Linked DNA regions of Homo sapiens: regions 2 and 3 are each linked to region 1. A link is an interaction called in ENCODE POLR2A ChIA-PET data of the cell type or tissue named here. Cell type or tissue: HepG2. All regions are shown on one strand. Each heading gives the region's core, and the rest is flanking DNA. Links, peaks and the distances in the headings are about the cores only. Region 1 overlaps SEPTIN9 (septin 9). Region 2 overlaps SEPTIN9 (septin 9). Region 3 overlaps SEPTIN9 (septin 9).

What was found. ChIA-PET counts read pairs that join two places held together with the same protein. Peaks named below come from ENCODE experiments on the same cell type or tissue, not always from the same donor. Only the 100,000 strongest peaks of a DNase experiment are listed, where the experiment ranks them.
Region 2: POLR2A ChIA-PET joins it to region 1 with 129 read pairs; 12 of 35 experiments call an interaction of 5 or more read pairs at or near these places.
Region 3: POLR2A ChIA-PET joins it to region 1 with 21 read pairs; 13 of 35 experiments call an interaction of 5 or more read pairs at or near these places.

What each region holds. Positions count from the first base shown.
Region 1 is chr17:77,450,401-77,456,478 of GRCh38, reverse strand. The region is part of intron 3 of SEPTIN9 (septin 9); the gene reads right to left. Among named protein-coding and RNA genes, the nearest start is that of MIR4316, 56 kb to the right of the region's middle. RefSeq lists enhancers at 294-1,200, 1,201-2,107, 2,441-2,780, 3,015-3,922, 4,450-4,749 and 2 more. In HepG2, for the core only: no CTCF peak of the experiment used is centred there; DNase peaks (open chromatin) are centred at 2,758, 4,338, 4,698, 5,038 and 2 weaker places; H3K4me3 peaks cover 4,634 bases.
Region 2 is chr17:77,389,339-77,395,416 of GRCh38, reverse strand. The region is part of intron 2 of SEPTIN9 (septin 9); the gene reads right to left. Among named protein-coding and RNA genes, the nearest start is that of MIR4316, 4.7 kb to the left of the region's middle. RefSeq lists enhancers at 1,620-2,349, 2,350-3,080, 3,081-3,810, 5,272-6,002. In HepG2, for the core only: no CTCF peak of the experiment used is centred there; DNase peaks (open chromatin) are centred at 716, 2,706, 3,279 and 5,489; H3K4me3 peaks cover 1,459 bases.
Region 3 is chr17:77,371,067-77,376,575 of GRCh38, reverse strand. All of the region lies in intron 2 of SEPTIN9 (septin 9), which reads right to left. Among named protein-coding and RNA genes, the nearest start is that of MIR4316, 23 kb to the left of the region's middle. RefSeq lists enhancers at 88-147, 250-939 and a silencer at 3,128-3,627. In HepG2, for the core only: CTCF peaks have their summits at 2,005 (motif pointing right) and 3,439; DNase peaks (open chromatin) are centred at 2,075, 3,465 and 4,000; H3K4me3 peaks cover 3,838 bases.

The DNA.
Region 1 (6,078 bases), core at 659-5,658:
TCCTGACAGCAAAACCACAGAGGCGACAGGTAACAGCAATCCATTAGCACAGCGTGTGGCCTGCCCTAGCCACGGCACCTTCCTCCACTCTGTGCCCTCTCACCACAAAGCCTAGTGCAGGTAACGAAGCCAAGAGGTGGAGAACCCGCAGGAGGACGCACACCACACCTGCTCCTCGTGTGGCGTCCCTGCACCCTGGGTGGCTGAGACCCCCTGCTCCTCCTCCAGGCCTCTCCGTGCCAGGTCTGCGCTGTTCTCCCTGGCCTCGGCTCCCACCCACCCGGCCCCCCAGCTACAGACAGCAGCGATTCTCCCTCCCACTCAATGGGGCCACTGTCCAGCCCATCATTAGTCTTCAGGGCTGGCAGATGACACCGGCCACGGGCAGTGTTTCCTCCGGCCCCAGCACACAAGGCACAAAAGACACCATCCTGCCCCAAGACCCTCCTAGTCACGTGGCGCATGGGAAGCGGTGCCGGGAATCTTCCAGGGCAGTCCCCTGCCCCGGGGGAGATCGTGTTCAAATCCCCGAGGAAATGCTGCTCTTTGGCCCTTTTTCTGAAAAACCCCCCAAGGAGACCTTGTGCGGAGCGTGCAGGGAGAATGGAGATTCTTGTGAGACTGTCTCGGGATAGCCTCACAGAAACCACAAACTATTTGGATAAAAGTTGAAAATCTGCGGTCACACAATGCTGACCATTCATTCAAACACTCGTTGAGCAAGCACCTATGACGTCTGGGAACTCAGGACGTGGATCGACAAGACACAATCCTCATGTCCGTTCTAGTGACAGAGAGAGAGACGGCACCATCAACCCCGCCCGCTGGGGGCCCCCTTGGAGGGGGCGTGCAGGTTCAGGGCTGAATCTGCCCAGTGGATGTGCCACCCACGTCTGCGTACCTCCTGGTCCTGTGGTGGCCCCTGGAACAAAGGCTGAGAGATAAAAGACAAGGATCTGGGGGAGGGAGGACGTCCATGCACATTCCACTGGGGACACCAGCAAGGATGACTGTTCAGTGACCATTCAGTGACCGAGTCACCTGGTGCTTGGAGCCTGGCACCCACAGAGCAGGGCGGGGGCAGCAGGCCCTGCCGGGGGCACAGGCCTGAGAAGGGAGTGCTGCCAGCCAGGCTCGACGGGACAGAGAGCGAAGGGCCCCCTTCCTGAAGGCCATGCAGAGGCCGGAGGTCAATGTCAGCAACTCCATCAACGTCAGTCCCCTGAGACCGACCCAGAGTTGGGGTTCCAAGAGCAGTCTTGGGCGCTCAGGAGCCAAGATCTCACAGAGGGTGTTCCCCACCCTTAGCTTAGGGAAAGTGACAAATCTGGAGTGCTTCTGCCCATGGTCCAACTACTGAACCCAAATGAATGCATTGACAAATCGCATTTAGTGTTATTTATAGGGAAAAGGGAGGGAAAAAAAAAAAAGAAAGAGAGCCAATCGCGTTTAGGCCGGCCGGCCAGGGGGAGGACAGATGGGCCATCACCTCTGCCACTTTTCAGGCCCTTTGCACTGACCCCCCACCCCCAGCAAAACCAAGGCCCAGCCCCTTCCCGCAGCCCCGGAGTCGGCTGGGATGAAGCAACTCCTGCAGGCAGATCATTAGGTCTACTGTGATGGTTCCAGCAGGGAACCCAGCTCAGGCCACAGCAGCTCAGGCGCCTGCAGAAGGCCCAGACCTCTGGGTGTTAAGCTCTCTCTTCCTGCACCCGCTCCGGGGCCCGGTGGGGTGGGCAGTGTGCGATTCCCAGGGTTGATGAAAGAGAGGAGGAAGAGGCTGAGCGGCGGCGAGTTTGAACAGCCAACTCTGGGAGGGGCTGAGGTGGGGAAGGTTCCCACTGCTGCTCTACAGGCCCCGGAGCAAGGCTCCCATGATTCCACCAGCAGCTGGGCAGGCACAGGCCCAGGTGCTGAGTGTGCCAGGATCTCCGCTGCTTCCTGGGTGGGGGCGAGAGGGACCCTCATGGGCCTGTAATTAGACCCGCGCCTTCCCAGCCAATTCCTCATCAAACAAACTCACACGTACAGCGGACTGGGCATGGCCGCCACCCTCGGGAGCCCTCCTGGGAAAGCTTCCCAAGGCTCTGCTGAGCTCCGGGAACAGGTCCCTACCTGTCCGGGAACCGGGCTGGCACTCAATAAACAAATCAAAGCTCGGCGCCGGAAGGCAGAACTCTGGGACTAGAGTCCCAGCCAAGGGCCACAAGTCCCTCAGGAAGCCTCTTCCCCAAAGAGTGGCTGTGGGACGCTGGGAGCCTCCAGGGTGGTCAGCCTCCAGGTCTTCCCAAAGCCCAGGTGGTATCGATGCTCTGTGTTAAGGTGAGGGCTGCAGAGAGGGGCCGGCGGGGAGGAGCCCCCACAGCTTACCCTGGCCATTGACCCTACTCTCAAGCATTGAAATAAAGCCCTCTTCCCACACTCCCGGCCAGGGAGAGAGGGCGGAAGCCCTAAACATCCGGGGTGTATGGGAAAGGCTTACATGTACAGAAGAACCAGATAACGGAAGCTGCTGGTGGTGGTGACAGGCTTCTTAAAGGGGCCTTGAGACCTTTGACACCGGCAGGGAAGCCACACACTGCACCAGGCCTGGGGGCAGGGAGAAGGGGCTCCTAAGGACGGGGTTGTCCCCTCCTGTGGAAGTGCCTCGCATTGTCTGATAAGAGCAGCTTGGACCAGCCGTGGCACAACAGGAAGTTGGGAGAATACGGTGGCCCAGGAGGCTGGCCAGGGCTGGGGAGTGGTCAACCCAGAGACTCTGGTTGCCCAAGTGGGTCTAGGGCTTCCGGGGTGAAAGTCCTTGTGGAGCACAGTGGACCCAGTGTTCGGAGGACAGATCCCAGGCCCAGATAAGGCTTTTTTTTTTTTTTTTTGAGACAGAGTTTCACTCTTGTTGCCCAGACTGGAGTGCAGTAGCACAATCTCAGCTCACTGCAACCTCCACCTCCCAGGTTCAAGTGATTCTCCTGTCTCAGCCTCCCGAGTAGCTGCCATTACAGGCACGCGCCACCATGCCCGGATTAGCCAGTATTTTTAGTAGAGACAGGGTTTCACCATGTTGGCCAGGCTGGTCTCGAACTCTTGACCTCAGGTGATCTGCCTGCCTTGGCCTCCTGAAGTGTTGGGATTACAGGCATGAGCCACTGCGCCCGGCCAACAAGGCCATTTTTGACATGGAATGCTGGTCTGACCACAGTGCTTGATGGCTTCTGCCTGCAACTATGCCCCCGCCTTCCATTAAAGCAGGGCTCTCAGGGCAGAAGTCGCATCTTCTCATCCCAGAGTGCCCCACGCCACCCCCCAGGCGCACACAGTGGGTCCTCCCCACCGCAGCTGAATTGGCCCCATCACCATCACAATGACAGCCTACAGGGGCGGGGGCTAGTGGGAACACAAAGTGGCCAATGCAATAGTGTCTCAGCCACCCCGACACAGAAATGGCCAGGGGACAGAAGGGGCAAGCTGGGAGTCAGCAGCAACTCAGGTCTCCAGAGACGAGCATTAAAAAAGGCGAGCCACACCACAGGCCTTCCTTGACCACATCTCAGCCTAAAAGAGACCCAAGGAGAAACAAGAATCCCACCTTTCCAACAAGGACTCGTATACTAGATGCTAAGCAAACACCTTCTTCCTTTTCCTGAAAAGGAGCTCCTGGGGCTGCCGGGGGAGTTGGCCAAAGAGAATGACATTCATGGAAACACACGTGGCCCCATTAAGTTTCAAGGCAAGGTGGCAATGAATGGAGGAGGAAAACCCACAGCATTATTAGGGAATGGGGCCTTTTTCTGCTTCCTCCTCTTCCAACGGGTTTTCTCATGTGGGATCCAAACCAAATTCCAACTCCATCCTGATCCAGCAGGTGCTGTCTCCACAGCCCCGAACAGACCTGCCAGAAAACCACTGCTCAACCTGCTTCCGGGTGGCATATTTTTCTCCAGGAAAGGAATTACAAACTTATCTTAGATGAGCAGAGAGCTGTTCCCCAAACCTCTGACCAAAACACAGCAGATTTCACATGAAAAAGCAAAGAGAGAGGGGCCAGGGATGAAGTGCAGCAGGCTGGAGGCTGAGTCAGTCCCCAGAGTCACTGGGACGGCGTTTCAGGAGCAGATGGCATTGCCTACAAAGCTCCTCGCCCCTCCCTGCTTTGAGGCCGGGGACCACCCCGTTGGCTGCATGATTTAGTCTCTGGGGTTCTCCCAGCATGAAAAGACCCTCTGAAAGCAGGTCCGTTAGGGAGATCCCTCAGCCCCTGCTCACTGACATGCCTCTGCATGGCCGACACGCAGCATGCCATTGTAGAGAAGCAAAGCACACGCAGACCAGCCCCGCCAGCAGCACCCTCCCTCCCCGCTCCTCCCAGGAACGCCCTGCACATATCCAACACATCCAGGAATCCAGAGCTGCGCTGTAGCAGCAGCTCCCTGGATCCCAGTGCCGGCGCCGCGGGGAGCTTCGGTTACGGCATTTCGAGCATTGAGACTATCTCCAGCCTCCAGCCAGCCGGTCTTCGGGAGCCCAGAGGGGTGATAACTTGAGCGGAGTGATTTTAGAGAAAGCGGTGGCCAATTCGAATTTCTTCCTGGCCCTCCTGGAAGCCAGGGAAACCCCTTGCGAAAAGGAAACATGTTCCAAGAAGCTCCGGGCAGCAGGAGAACTTAGCCACTCAGCTTAGTTGGCCAAATATTTACAAAGAGATAGCTGTGACCACACAAAGCCCTATTCTTCTATTTTGAGGCCGAAAATCTGGTCCCCGCGTGGAGATCGAGCTCCCCGCCACCCCTCTCCTGGGGACCCCGCTCGGTCCTGCCGGCCTCGGGCCGGGGCCCAGGGACAGCGTGGCTCCCGGCACCGCCACCATGGCCATCAGGGTCCGCCTCGCGGCCGCGCCACCTGAGAGCCCCCGAGCCAGTGGTGCAAGGCTGGGAAGAACAAAGGAGCAGGACTCACCCCAGCAGCGGAACGTCGGGCTGCGCTGGACGCGCCGAGAGCCGCGGCCCGCCCACCGGGTCACATGGCTCAGAGCCGAGCAGAGGATCAAAGGGGCTTTGTGGTCGCGGAACAAGGAGCCTCCCAGAGCGCGGGGCAGAGGTAGGGAGGGACCTCGACTGCCTGGGAAGGGAGGCTCGGTGGGGAATTGCTCCAAGGGGGCAGGGCGAGGGGAGCAGGAGGAGGGGGCAGGCAGAGATAGGGGCGCCCAGCGGCAGGCCCGGCGCAGAAGCAACCTGAAGGCACGGGAGGGACGCCAAGGAGCTGCCACACGCTAAAGGAAAGTGACAGGGTCCCTGGGAAGAGTGAGGGGGAGCTGCTAGGAAGAAGAGAGGGGAAGAGGCTCCCAGGGACCTCTGGCCATGCCGTCCTTGCCCTTGTCCCTGTGCTTGCCAGAGGCGGTGCCCGTGAGGAGCCCCCTCCTCTCAGCCAGGTCCTGAAACTGACCTGGACACCCTCTCTCCTTGTGCTCTGCCTGACACCCCTGCTTCCTAGGTGCTCCCCCACCTACCTGCTCAGACATCGCCACAGCTGGGCTCTCAGGGAGCATGGCCAGCCACCCCAGAAAGCCATTCAGACCTGCAGCCAGGGCTGGAACACAGCCACCTGGGTTTGTCCCCTCTACCCCAGGTGCTTGCTGGCTGGGACCATGGAAGGGAGAAGGAGCAGGAGAGGAGGGGCAGGGGATGGGGGCGCAGCTCACCCTGAGCTCTTCCTCCGAGAGCCTCTGGATTCAGATCTGATCCAGCTCCTGCCTCTCCAGCCTCTCCAGCCCCTGGGGGACCTGGCCAGTGAGTCAGTCTCTTCCTCTCCCCCTCCCTGCAGGCCTGGGATGTGCTGGGACCCAGAGGGGCACAAGCAAGGGGGTCCCCAGAGGAGGGAGCTGACACTATAGGGGCTGGGCCTGGACGCTGGGATCTGCCAGACCCATCTCAGTGCCACGACCTCTGAACCCAAGTGAGTCACTCCCAGCAGGGGCGTGGCCACTCCCACACTAGGAGAGAGCGCCTGGGAGTGGGCTCGTTCCGAGGGCTTGCTGGGGGCTGGGAGGGATTCACTCAAATGGAAAGAAGCCTTTGGTGACACCTT
Region 2 (6,078 bases), core at 624-5,623, 61 kb after region 1:
GCTGGGACTACAGGTGCCCGGCCACCACGTCTGGCTAATTTTTTTGTATTTTTAGTAGAGACACGATTTCACCGTGTTAGCCAGGATGGTCTCAATCTGCTGACCTCATGATCCGCCTGCCTCGGCCTCCCAAAGTGCTGCGATTACAGGCGTGAGCCACTGCACCCGGCCAATATTGCTCTTAAAAAACACACCTTGGTACTGGCTGGGCATGGTGGCTCACACCTATAATCCCAGCACTTTGGGAACCTGAGGCTAGAGGATCGCTTGAGCCAGGAGTCCGAGACCAGCCTGGGCAAATGGCAAGACTCCATGTTGGAAAAACAAAATTAAAAAAAAAAAAACACACACATACACAGACCTTGATGCCAACAAGCTGGAGGGTGTGGGTAACTGCATGCTGGCCCATCCCCATCCCCACCTCTGGAAAAACATCTCACAGCCCAGGATGGGCACAGGGCTTCTCCTATTCTCAAGCACCTACGGTCTCAGCTGCTACACAAAAAGAGGCCACAGTGGGCCACCCTCCAGATGCAAACTTTCCCCTCCAGGCCCATGGCGGGGTCGAAACAGGAGCAGCCTGGACCTGGGCCTATTTAGAGAGGAATGTGCCGCACAAGGGACCATTGTTAAGGCCCCTGCTCTGACCACAGGCTGCCTGGCAAACCGCTCCCAGCTCCTGAAACCAGATCAAGCACTTCCTGGTGTACATATCAGGCCTCAGTCTGGGGAGGGAACACCAAGCGAGCCACAGAGCCCTGCTCCAGCCTGGGACAAATGTCATGCAAAGAAATGGTAGAGCCCAAGGTCAGAATAATCTCATGCGCAGCTCAGCTCTCGTAGGAGGGAGCAACGTGGCCTCTGCCCAGGGCAGGGTGGAATTCCAGGCTCAGGTTCCAGGAACGCTAGCCCTGGTCAAACTGGGTCTCCTCTGAGCAGCAGCAAAGCAGGTTCTGTCCCTGAAGAAACACTGGCTATCTAGGAGCCAGGGTCAGGGCTCAGGGAAGCCGGACAGATGGTGCCAAGGAGTAGGGAAGCACCTCCCTGTATGCTACCCTGAGCCTGCAGGAAAAAGCCACGGGAAAACCTCACCTGGCAGATAACTCCCCATAACCCTTAGGATCTACAGAGTGAGTCCAGCAGCATGTACGCCATGGGCACCTCCTTGTCTTCACTCTCCTGTGACACTGGACCTTGGCACAGGTCCCTGATCTGTGTAGGGTGGGGTGGGTAGTCAGGCAGGGCCTTGGCGCTGGCAGAGTGGGGTCCAGTTGCAAAGGCTCCTTCACCTCCTATTTATCCAGGACTTGGGGGACGAGGCCCAAAGGCCTGGTGTGCCTTCAAGGAGCTTAAGGACTGCTCCAGGGCTGGAGACAGGACGTATGGGCCTGCACAGGGACCGTGCTCTTTATTTCAGGGCTGAGAGCAGGAGAACCAAACAGGAGAGTGACATAACCACAGTCTACTCTGAGCCTCAGTGTCCTCAGTGTCACCTGCTGTAGGAGGTGATGGGGTAATAAGGTGCCCCTGAGGCCAGGCGCGGTGGCTCATGCCTGTAATCCTAACACTTTGGGAGGCTGAGGTGGGTGGATCACCTGAGGTCAGGAGTTCGAGACCAGCCTGACCAAAATGGAGAAACCCCATCTCTACTAAAAATACAAAAATAGTCAGGCGTGGTGGTGCATGCCTGTAATCCCAGCTACTCGGGAGGCTGAGGCAGAATAGCTTGAACCCAGGAGGCGGAGGTTGTGGTGAGCCGAGATTGTGCCATTGCACTCTATCCTGGGCAACAAGAGCGCAACTCCATCTCAAATAAAAATAAATAAATAAATAAAAAATAAGATTCCCTGGGTGCAGGCATGGCACGCGGCAGGGGTGACTGTTGCTGGTGTAATTACCATCTCCTGGGTGTGTGTCTGTGGGGGCTGTGCATGCTGAAATGTGTGGTCACCTTGCTGGTGACCAAGGCTGTCCTGGCCTTACTGCTACCAATCACGCCCACTGACTTCACATGGCCTATTTCCGTGTCTCCACCCAGAGCCTTTCCTAGTGCCCAAGCCCTCGGAAGGCTGGAAGGAGTGAGCAGTGCAGTCCTTGGCCAAGAACTGAAGTATAAAAACCCCAGCTCCCTTACCCAACCCCAGGTGGGACAAGGCTGGGGGCACGGTCTGCAGTCTCCCCATGCTGCCCGGTATGGGGGCTGGGCAGCCACCTGTGGTCACAATGAGCTGGTGAGGCACCCTTTATTGGCTGGATTCCCTGCCTGGCCCATTCCCACACTCAGGCATCCCCTGGTGTCCCCTCCCACTGAAATCCCTGTCTCAGGACCTGCTTCTGGAGGGACACAAATTAGCCCTCCAGAATTGGCCTGGGCTGCTTGGTGGAGGAGGGAGGTGGCTCCTGGGGCAGGTGGAGCAGGCTCCGGATAGGGAGGAGGACACAGTTGGGGTGATGGGGAGGGGTGTGTTCTCAGGAAGCAAAACCGTCCAAAAGGAAAGGCTTAAAAATAGGCGCAGTGAAGCTGAGCGGAGCCTGCAAAGGGAAGCCAGGAAACAGCAGTGTCAGTGGAGGGCGGCCCCCAGGCTCCCCACAGAGAGCCACATTTGTTTAGGGACAGGGACAACGTGAACAGAAGGCAAAGTCCACATCAAGGCGGAGGAGGCGCTCCCTCCTTAGAGAGCCGCAGCCAGATAGTTCAAACCTGCCAAAGGTCTGGGAGGGAAGAACCAGGGTACCACCCCACCCCCAGCTCAATCCCTTTCCCAGTCCCCTCCCCCTCTGCCTTCCCAAGGCCAGGCCTGGCTGGGCCACAGTGCTAGCAGCTAAGACCCGCCTCCAGTGCCGGCCCAGTCCGCAGGAGGCCAGCTTGGTGGCCAAAGGTTACTGACTGCCCAGGCTTATCTGCACACGTGGCCCAATGACTGAGGTCTGGGACCTGGGGTCATCATCCACAGTACCTCTGGACAAGGAGGAAAAGAACCATTTCCACTAACCCCTGGATGGAGGTGCAGGGAGCGTCAATAGTATCCCTGAAAACTTCAAATGCACCAGGGGGGTCAGCACCCAGGGAAGAGCCACAGGAGGCCACTCTGATGGATTCTGATGACTATCTTTGCTCAAGTGTTAGGAGGAGGCTTCTTTCTCTCTGCCTCTGGCAACCCTGGGCCCAAGAAGTCCCAGGCACTCCGGAGGTCCTTCCTGCTCATCACAGCCCCACCCAAGAGGCCTGGCTCACTCTGCAATGATGATGTGAGAATGAGCAGGTCTGCCTAGTGCCAGAGCCTGTGGTTGGATTTTCGGCTGAGGCCAAGAGAAATAAACAAGCCTCCTCCTTCCCTCTGCACGCTACAGGAAGAGCAGCTCGCTGGCTGCAAGGGGACCCTCCACCCTGCCTATGGGGCACAGCAGCCCACAGCATTCCTTCCAGAAACGGAGCACTGGCAGGCCTGGGTCCCTGTAAGATGGAACACAAAGGGGTGGGCAGCTGACCTCAACAGCCAGCCCTTGGGATTCCAAACCTTCTCTTATCCCCCAACTTTGTGATGTTAATTTCTCCCTGGATAAAGCTCTCTAACAACCTGGCAAGCCAGCACCAGCTGAACCAGCCCCAGCTTGAACCAGCAGCTTTCCCCAGCCCAGCTACAGTCTCATCCCTCCAGAAGGGAAAAGAAGTCCTACGGATTCCTTTACAAGGAACCTCCAGAATCTGCTATGGTGTCCGCAGGGGACATTGGCACCAACTCTGGGTTTATTAAATGTAGTGGGTTCAACAGTGTCCCCCAAAACGATATGTCTTAAGTCCTAACTCCTGGAACCTGCGAACATGATCACATTTGGAAAACGGATCTTTGCAGATGTAATTAAGGTAAGGGTCTCAAGGTGAGATCATTCTGAATTTAGTGGGCCCTAAATCCAATGGTGAGCATCTTTATAAAAGACAGAAAAGGAGAAAGACACACAGACAGGGGGAGAAAGCCACGTGGAGACAGGGGCCAGAGATCAGAGATGATGGTGATGCGTCTGCAGGCCAAGGAACGCCAGGAATCTCCAGGAGCCGCCGGAAGCTATGTTTGTAAGCCCCCAGGTTGTGGCACTCTGTTACAGCAACCCCAGGATATAGACCCCAGGAACAGAACACAGAAAAGAAACGGGAGGAGGCCTAGAGCCTGCTGTGGCCACTCCAGCCATTCCATTCGACTCCCTCAGTGTCCCGTCAATTCTGAAGCCCCTTCTAGCCACTGAGTCACCGGTTCTGAAAAGGAGATATGGGTGTCCTGGAGCTGGTCTAGCCTGGCAGGAGGCAGCCTCGCCCCACTGCCCTCTCATCAGCCATCAGCTCACACAGGCCCTTCACAGTGGGCAAGTGCGTTGTTGCCCCAGCCTCCGCCGGCCCTTCTCCTGCTCGGTCCCATCAGCCGCAGAGCTTTCTGCTGTTGTCTCCTCTGGCTCAAGAGGCCCATACATCCAGCCTTCCTGGGACAAACCCAGCTCACATCTGTTGTCCCACCGTAGTCATTCAAGGGTCCCTTTCACTAACGTGTCCCCCAAGGGACAGTAAGTTATACGGTCGCCCTACCTGGGGCCAGAATTGTGCCCCACCAGAGCAAGGTCTTGGAGTAACCACACCCAGGGTCAGGGAGCCACCTGTTCAAGAACAGAAACGTGTGGCCGGGCGCGGCGGCTCACGCCTGTAATCCCAGCACTTTGGGAGGCAGAGGCGGGCAGATCACGAGGTCAGGAGATCGAGACCATCCTGGCTAACACAGTGAAACCCCGTCTCTACTAAAAACACAAAAAATTAGCCGGGCGTGGTGGCGGGCGCCTGTAGTCCCAGCTACTCGGGAGGCTGAGGCAGGAGAATGGCGTGAACCCGGGAGGCGGAGCTTGCAGCGAGCCGAGATCGCGCCACTGCACTCCAGCCTGGGCGACAGAGCGAGACTCCGTCTCAAAAAAAAAAAAAAAAAGCGAAATGTGCAGTTTTTTTTTTTTTTACCTCTGAAACATGAAGGGGAGGTGACTGCAGGCCTTCTGGGAAAGATTTCTCTACTCCTTTTTTTTTTTTTTTTTTTTAAGACGGAGTCTTGCTCTGTCGCCCAGGCTGCGGTGCAGTGGTGCCATCTCTGCTCACTGCAAGCTCCGCCTCCCGGGTTCATGCCATTCTCCTGCCTCCGCCTCCCGAGTAGCTGGGACTACGGGCGCCTGCCTGGGACAGCCACGTAGCAGCTTCTGCTTCAAGCCATCTCTCTTTACGCAGAGCAGAACCAGGACCACAGTAAAGGCTCCAGAGGAGGCCACCGCTCACAGGGCCTTGGGTCCTCTTCTTGAAAGGCAGCCCAGCCTCCAAGAGGGCAACAGCGACTGATCCGGGACGAAGGCCTCTCTGTGCCTGCTCCCGTCATCTACCGCGTGCCCCTGGTTCCGGCAGCCACAGGGTCATTCCAGGCGGACTTTAAAGTGGCGCTAAGTTGCTGGACTTCCTCTTTTCTTTACTAAATCAGCTATGGGAATGGGAGCACCTCTGGCACACTCTCAGATGTGCTGCACTGGTCTAGCGCTCCCCCCACCCCCGGGTTCTAAACCAGCTGCTGGCTGCTCCACTAGGAGCAGATTGAGGGGAAATGGGCGGAAGCCGCAGGGGAAGAGATGTGAGGCAGATAAAGAGGAAGAATTTCCTGGCTGGGGTGGGGCCGCCAGGGCCTGGGTGGGAGGGCCGCCCACCCTCCGTCCCTGGTGGAAGGCAGCAGAAGGGTGGGACGGATCTGTGTGGGAGGGTCTAGGTGTGGCCTGCCTGGGGGTAGGAGAGGGACCAGATGACCTTTCAGGTCTCCTTGGGTCAAAGACTCCCTGATAAATGGCTGTCGCTGAAGGCAGGAGCGAGGCCCTGGGAGGTGATTGACTTCGAAAAACCACAGGCTGCAGCTCTGAGGGCCTCAAAGGTTAAGTACGGAGTCCCCCAAAATGAGGCTTTCCTCAGCTTTAATCCACCCACGCCCTTTAGGTGGCCCCAGACACCCCGCCAGGGCCTCTCTGGCAGCTCTCCGTCCTCGATTCTGGAGACAGAGAAACGTGATGCTGGCT
Region 3 (5,509 bases), core at 1-5,000, 79 kb after region 1:
GCCCCCAGAGATGCCGTGGCTCAGAGCTCGTCCTGCTTTGGGGTGGCCCCTGGAGTCTCCGCCCCTCAGCAACCCACATGGTGACAGGCACCCACATCCGCTGGCCTCAGGAACCCTGGGGCCACCATCCCAGCGCTGTAAGGAGCTGGCAGTTTCCTCCCCACCCTTTCGGCCTACCTTGCAGGAACCAAGACACCAGGTGAGCCGCCCCGGGAAAGAGACCTGTGCTCCCACGGCGCTGCTCCTGCGCCCATTCCCAGCCACTCCAGATGCTTCCCGTGGACCAGCTGCACTCCCGGCGGGCATGCCTGGCCCTCCGCAGCCTGGCCCATATGATCTTCACAGGCAGGCCCCTCCTTATGCCCCAGCCCCCTCTCCAGCCAGCTCATTCCAGCCTCCCCCACTGCTGCTGGCTGCTGCTGGCCAGAAGGCTCTCCTTCCTCTTGCAATCCAATTCCTACTCTCCCTCAAGGTCCGCCTCCTCCATACTGACTTCTCCCCTGCTAGCTAGTGGTGACTTTTCTCTACCCTGATTCGGAAGCTGCCTGTCCACATCACCCCTGGCTGGGCTGAATCACACTCTCTCCTCCACCTCCTTCAATCATCCCTTCCCCACGTCTGTCTGTCCACCCAAGGTTGTCCAACTCCCATATACACACCCCCACACCCTCCAACTATACTCCAGGCTCCTTGGGCACCAGGGAGGGCCACCTTTCCATACCCCAGGTCAGCCCCCATGCACATGCGCACTCATGCACACACACACTCTCTCACGCCTATCGACTCGGGCCACCTGATGGCTCTAAGACCAGAATTCCCAGCAAAACCATTCAGGACACACAAGGGGGAGACTGATAAACACAGGGAACCAGCAGATTGAGGCCCCACTCCCCGAGACTGAGAAACCTTCCCCCAGAGCCAAAGGATTGCCAACTGCTGCACCAGGATGGTCTCAATGAGCCCATTGTCTTGGACTAAATTACAGGGTCACAAAACTGGCTTGGGAGACAGCCGCAGAAGCAGCTCCAGATGGAGGCACATGGGGGCAAGGGTGGAGTTACACCCAGAGACCCAAGGAAGGGGCACTAACAACTTTCATAGTGCAAATGGTGACAGCTGTACAACGAACACAACCCCAAACCCTGGCCTCCCCTCCCGCCACAGGGCTCCCGTTGAGACACGAGAGTTCTTCCCCAGAAATCCCACTGGGGGCCCGACACTTTCTGTTAGGAACTGAGAGCAGAGACCTCGATCCCGCAGGCAGGAGGAGAGCTCTGCACAACACAGGGCCTCTCTCCATAAGGGCTTACTGGAAAGTGGTCAGACCGGCTAAGTCGTGCCACTTGGACATTTGGGACAAGGAAGGCCCCTGGAGGAGCGGTCGCAGGGAGGAGTTGCAAAGAGGCAGGGGCAGGGAGGTCACATTCACTCGGGGACTGCAGGAGGCTCAACGGAACACAGTGGACCTAGGGAGACCCCAGTATGAGCATGTGCCCAAAGATGTCCAGATGAGGAGGTGTTGTGGGGGAGGGGGGCGGGAACAGCAAGCCCTCCCAGCTCTGCAGACCCAGACCTCCCCTCCCTCTGGGAAGCAGGGATGCAAAGGGATAGAGCCTGAAAAAGGGCTTTCACCACTAAGCTGACAAAGTAACTACGATGTTTCCAGCTCACACTCTGCACAGCGCCAGTGGCCACTGGATCACAACCCCCTCCCGTCCCTTCGCCGCCCCACACCCTCCTCAGGCCCAGCCCTGAAGAACAGCCACTGGCACTCTGCTTGGCGTCCAGCCAAAGTTCTGGTCCCCCAGGAGGCCCCGCCTCCCCCACTCAGATAGGGCTGACCCCAGGTGGGCCGTGTGGGCAGCTGGGCTCAGGACACCCAGATGTCAGCCCTGGTTCTGGCCATGGAGCGGGGAGGACCTCAGGCTGGTCACCTCCCAGCTTGGCCTGACACCTGGACAGTTTGCTCATTTCAACACAGCCTTTCCCCCTCCCGGCCCACCAGAGGGCTCTGCCCAAGTCAGCCTAGGAGCCTCTCCGAGGGGCGGGGGCTCCAGGTCCCGGCAGAGGCAGGCCCGCCCCTCAGAAGCCCTGCCCCAGAGCGCTGGAGACCATTGTGTGAGCTTCCCCTTCGCCTGCTGTATTTACTCCCGCGGACGCAGGACGCAGAGCCCCAGCACCGGCAGTCAAGAGGACGCAGGAAAGCGCACGCACTCACAGGCTCAGAGACGCGGACGCCAGACCCAGGCTTGGACAGAGCAGCCCCGCAAGTCCCAACACACTTTGTAAACCCCGAAGACAGGAGAGAGCCAAAATACTCTCCCTGCCCGCACGCAGGCCCCTTCTGTCCCCCACGGCCCGATTCTGGGAGGCGGATGAGGATATCCCCAGGCCTGGATGGGGGCCATGGGACATCCCACTCTAGACCCTGCCACGACCTGGGCTGTGTCCGTTCGGTGCTCCCGGCCCACGGGCTGCACAACTTGGCGGCCCCGAAACTGGCGTGGGGGAGGGGAGGGCTGTCCACCCGAGCAGGACGCGGCTGTCCACTCAGTCGGAGGTGAGGAACGACCTCCCTATCCCGTTGCCGGGTCCAAGCGGGGCCCGAGAGCCGCCGGGGAGAGCCAAAGGGAGGGGACCGATGGATTTCCCAGAGTGAAACTGTGCGTCCTGGAGAGTTCCGAGGCAGCCTCGCGAGCCCTCGAGGAGGTCGCTGTCGCTTGGCAAACACAAACAACAATAAAAGGAAGGAAACCCAGGCGGCAGTGCGCAGAACGAGCACAGGGTCCTGTGAGGGCGCGCAGGGTCTACGCGGGTGCCCCTAACAGGGTCCCCCACGTAGGCGGCGCGGGCACGGGGCCGGGGGCGCGCGGCGCTCTCAGCGGGAGGGCGCCTGGATTAGGGGTCCCGTCTCCCCTCAGCGCACTCCCGTCTCCCCTCAGCGCACCCCCGTCCCGCGCCAGGCCCACCCGCAGGGTCCTCTCCAGCACGTCCGCGGCCGCAGCAGCCAGCCCAGCACCCACCTTCGAAGTCCGAAATGATCCCATCCAGCTGCGCGTTGACCGCGGGGTCCGACATGATGGCTGGTGGGCAGCGGGTCGCGCGGAGGGCAGCGGCGAGGAAGCGCCCCCGGCGGGGCCCGGGCCCTGCGCGCTGGCTGGGGCGCCGCGCCCGCGCTCCTGCAGTGCAGAGCTAGCCGCCGGAGGAGCCCCTAGGCCCCCTGGCTCAGCTGAATGAATGGGGGAGGAAGGCGGGCGCCGGCCCCTCCCCGCGCGCTGCGCCCCCGCCCCGCCCCCGCCTCCCGGGCGGATCAGGTTCCCGCACCCGCACCGGCCTCCCTGTCTCGCACTGGCTGCTCCGCCCGCCTGTCAAGGCCAGGCCTGGGGGGCTGGGGCCCGAGTGGCCGCTGGGGGACAGTCCTGGGCACACGACCGGAGCGCCCCCCTCCTCCCCGCCTGGCCCGCGCCCAGGGGACGGCGAGAGACGCGGCCTCAGCCCCTCCCCCCGGGCGCCCCGCTGCGGCCAGATGTGGGCGGATGTGGAGGCCGGGCCATGGCGAGGAGGGCGGGCGCCCAGAGGGGAAGAGATTCCTCCCCTTCCCCGGGCGCAGGGTCCTTCTGCAGGAGGCTGTATTTGGGCAGCCAAACAAAGTTCTCTGTCACCGCCGCCGCGCGCTCTGCGCCTGCAAGGGTTAAACGGCAGCGCACGCGGCTGGCAGGCAGGATCCCGGCCTGTGGGCTCAAGAGCCGAGGGGCGCAGGGCGAACATGCGAGTCCCATGGCACCAGCGAGAGGCCACCAACTCCCACCCACCGAGGGCACCCCTGCAGCTAACACCCCCACCACGACCACCGCCCCGGGGGCCACCGCTGCACCCTCCTGGGTGAGCCCTGGAGAAGGCACTGTCCGGGAGAAGGGGCACAGGGCGGGGATGGAACACGGCTGTCAGAGAAGCCAGGGACGGGCGACGCCTCCCTTCCTCCACAATAAGGGCCTCCTGAGAGCAGGAAGTAGACCTTGTCAGGAGCAGACGTTTCCGAAGGAAGGTGTGAAGGAAGGAGCTAGGCAGTGAGTGAGCAGAAAGGGAGCTGCCCCAAGGGCTTCTCCCTCCCTTCTGGGCCCTAACCTGAGGCCTAGCCTTCCCTCCAGGCCAGCGGTCTCTACCCTTAAACTATATCATCCACAAGGCAGGCAGGGCCGAGGGGCTGGGGTAGACCTGGGGACCTGGGTTAGACACAGAACTTGAGAAGCAACAGGCTCTCATCCTCAAGAAGGGCCCCCCAGGTCTGTCACCTACAAGAGAGAGAGGCGCTTCTTCCACTCGCCCTGGAAAGCCAGAAACCCACTCCTGCATGCTCTCCCTGTCACCCCGTCCCTTAGACCCTCGGCCTCTGCCCAGAGTCAGGGGCCATGTGAGAATTCACAGCATGGAACAACACCCCCACCCCCGAAGCAGCAGGCCGCAACGCTACAACTGCACTCCGGTCCCTTGAATGTGTGGCCGGGGAGCGCCTGACAGCTCATCCTGGGTCTGAGGTCGCTCGCTGCCCACTTGCCCCTCCCCACCCCCTCTGAAATATCCCAAATGTGCAGGAGTGCTGAGACTCTCCAGCCATTCTGGAGAGGCGGGGGGCAGGGGGTCTCTTGCGGAAAATGTTCTAGGTTTGGGTGGCTTTTTAAGTAGATGAAATCAAGTCCTTCCTTTTTAAGAAAAGCAGGCACTCCCTCCCTCATGCTTTGGATATTTTGAACTATTTTCAACCAAGTGAGTTTGTGGACATGGGAACTGCAAAACCACAGACATTTCAGATGCGTGCACACCCTCGTCGGCCTGGGAGCCCGGGTTTCAGAAATGCAGCCATTGCTGCCATTAATAGCACCCCGTATCTTCCACGCCAGGCCAGGGTATGTCTTGTCTGAACTCCAGCACCTGGGCCTATCGGATAGTCCAGCCCCTACTGGGCCACCTGTCCACGCCGTATTTGGGGATTTGGGGGTCCAGTACCTAAGAAACTCAGCCCAACAACACAGCCCCCCTGGGAAGATGCCGGGTCCGGCACAACAGCCATCCTAAGCCACAGCATTATTCTCGAGTGTTTTTCTAAAAAGCACCTGGTGAGTGTGGACACACCCATGCAATTGTTCTTTCCCAGGGCTGGCATGGAGTTCCACCAGATTAGCACAGGGTCAGCCAATTGTACATTCTCCATCTCCACGCACAGTGCAGCAAACATATTTAGTTCCCTGGGGAGCGCCGCCAGGGTGCACGCCTCACCAAAATGGGAACCCAAGGGACAATGGCAGGAGAGCAGCCAGAAAGTGCGCATGCCTTCGTGACTGTGCTCAGAGCCCACCGGCTCCAGCCCCAGCCACTGCCCCTTCAATGTAATCACTCAGAGCCACATGACCAGGCCTAGAAACCTCCAGGTAAGGAGGTTCCCCGAGCTCTTTCAGGAAACCCAAATCAGGGCTTGGCCATACTCCCAGCCAGGAAGTTCACCCTCGTATCT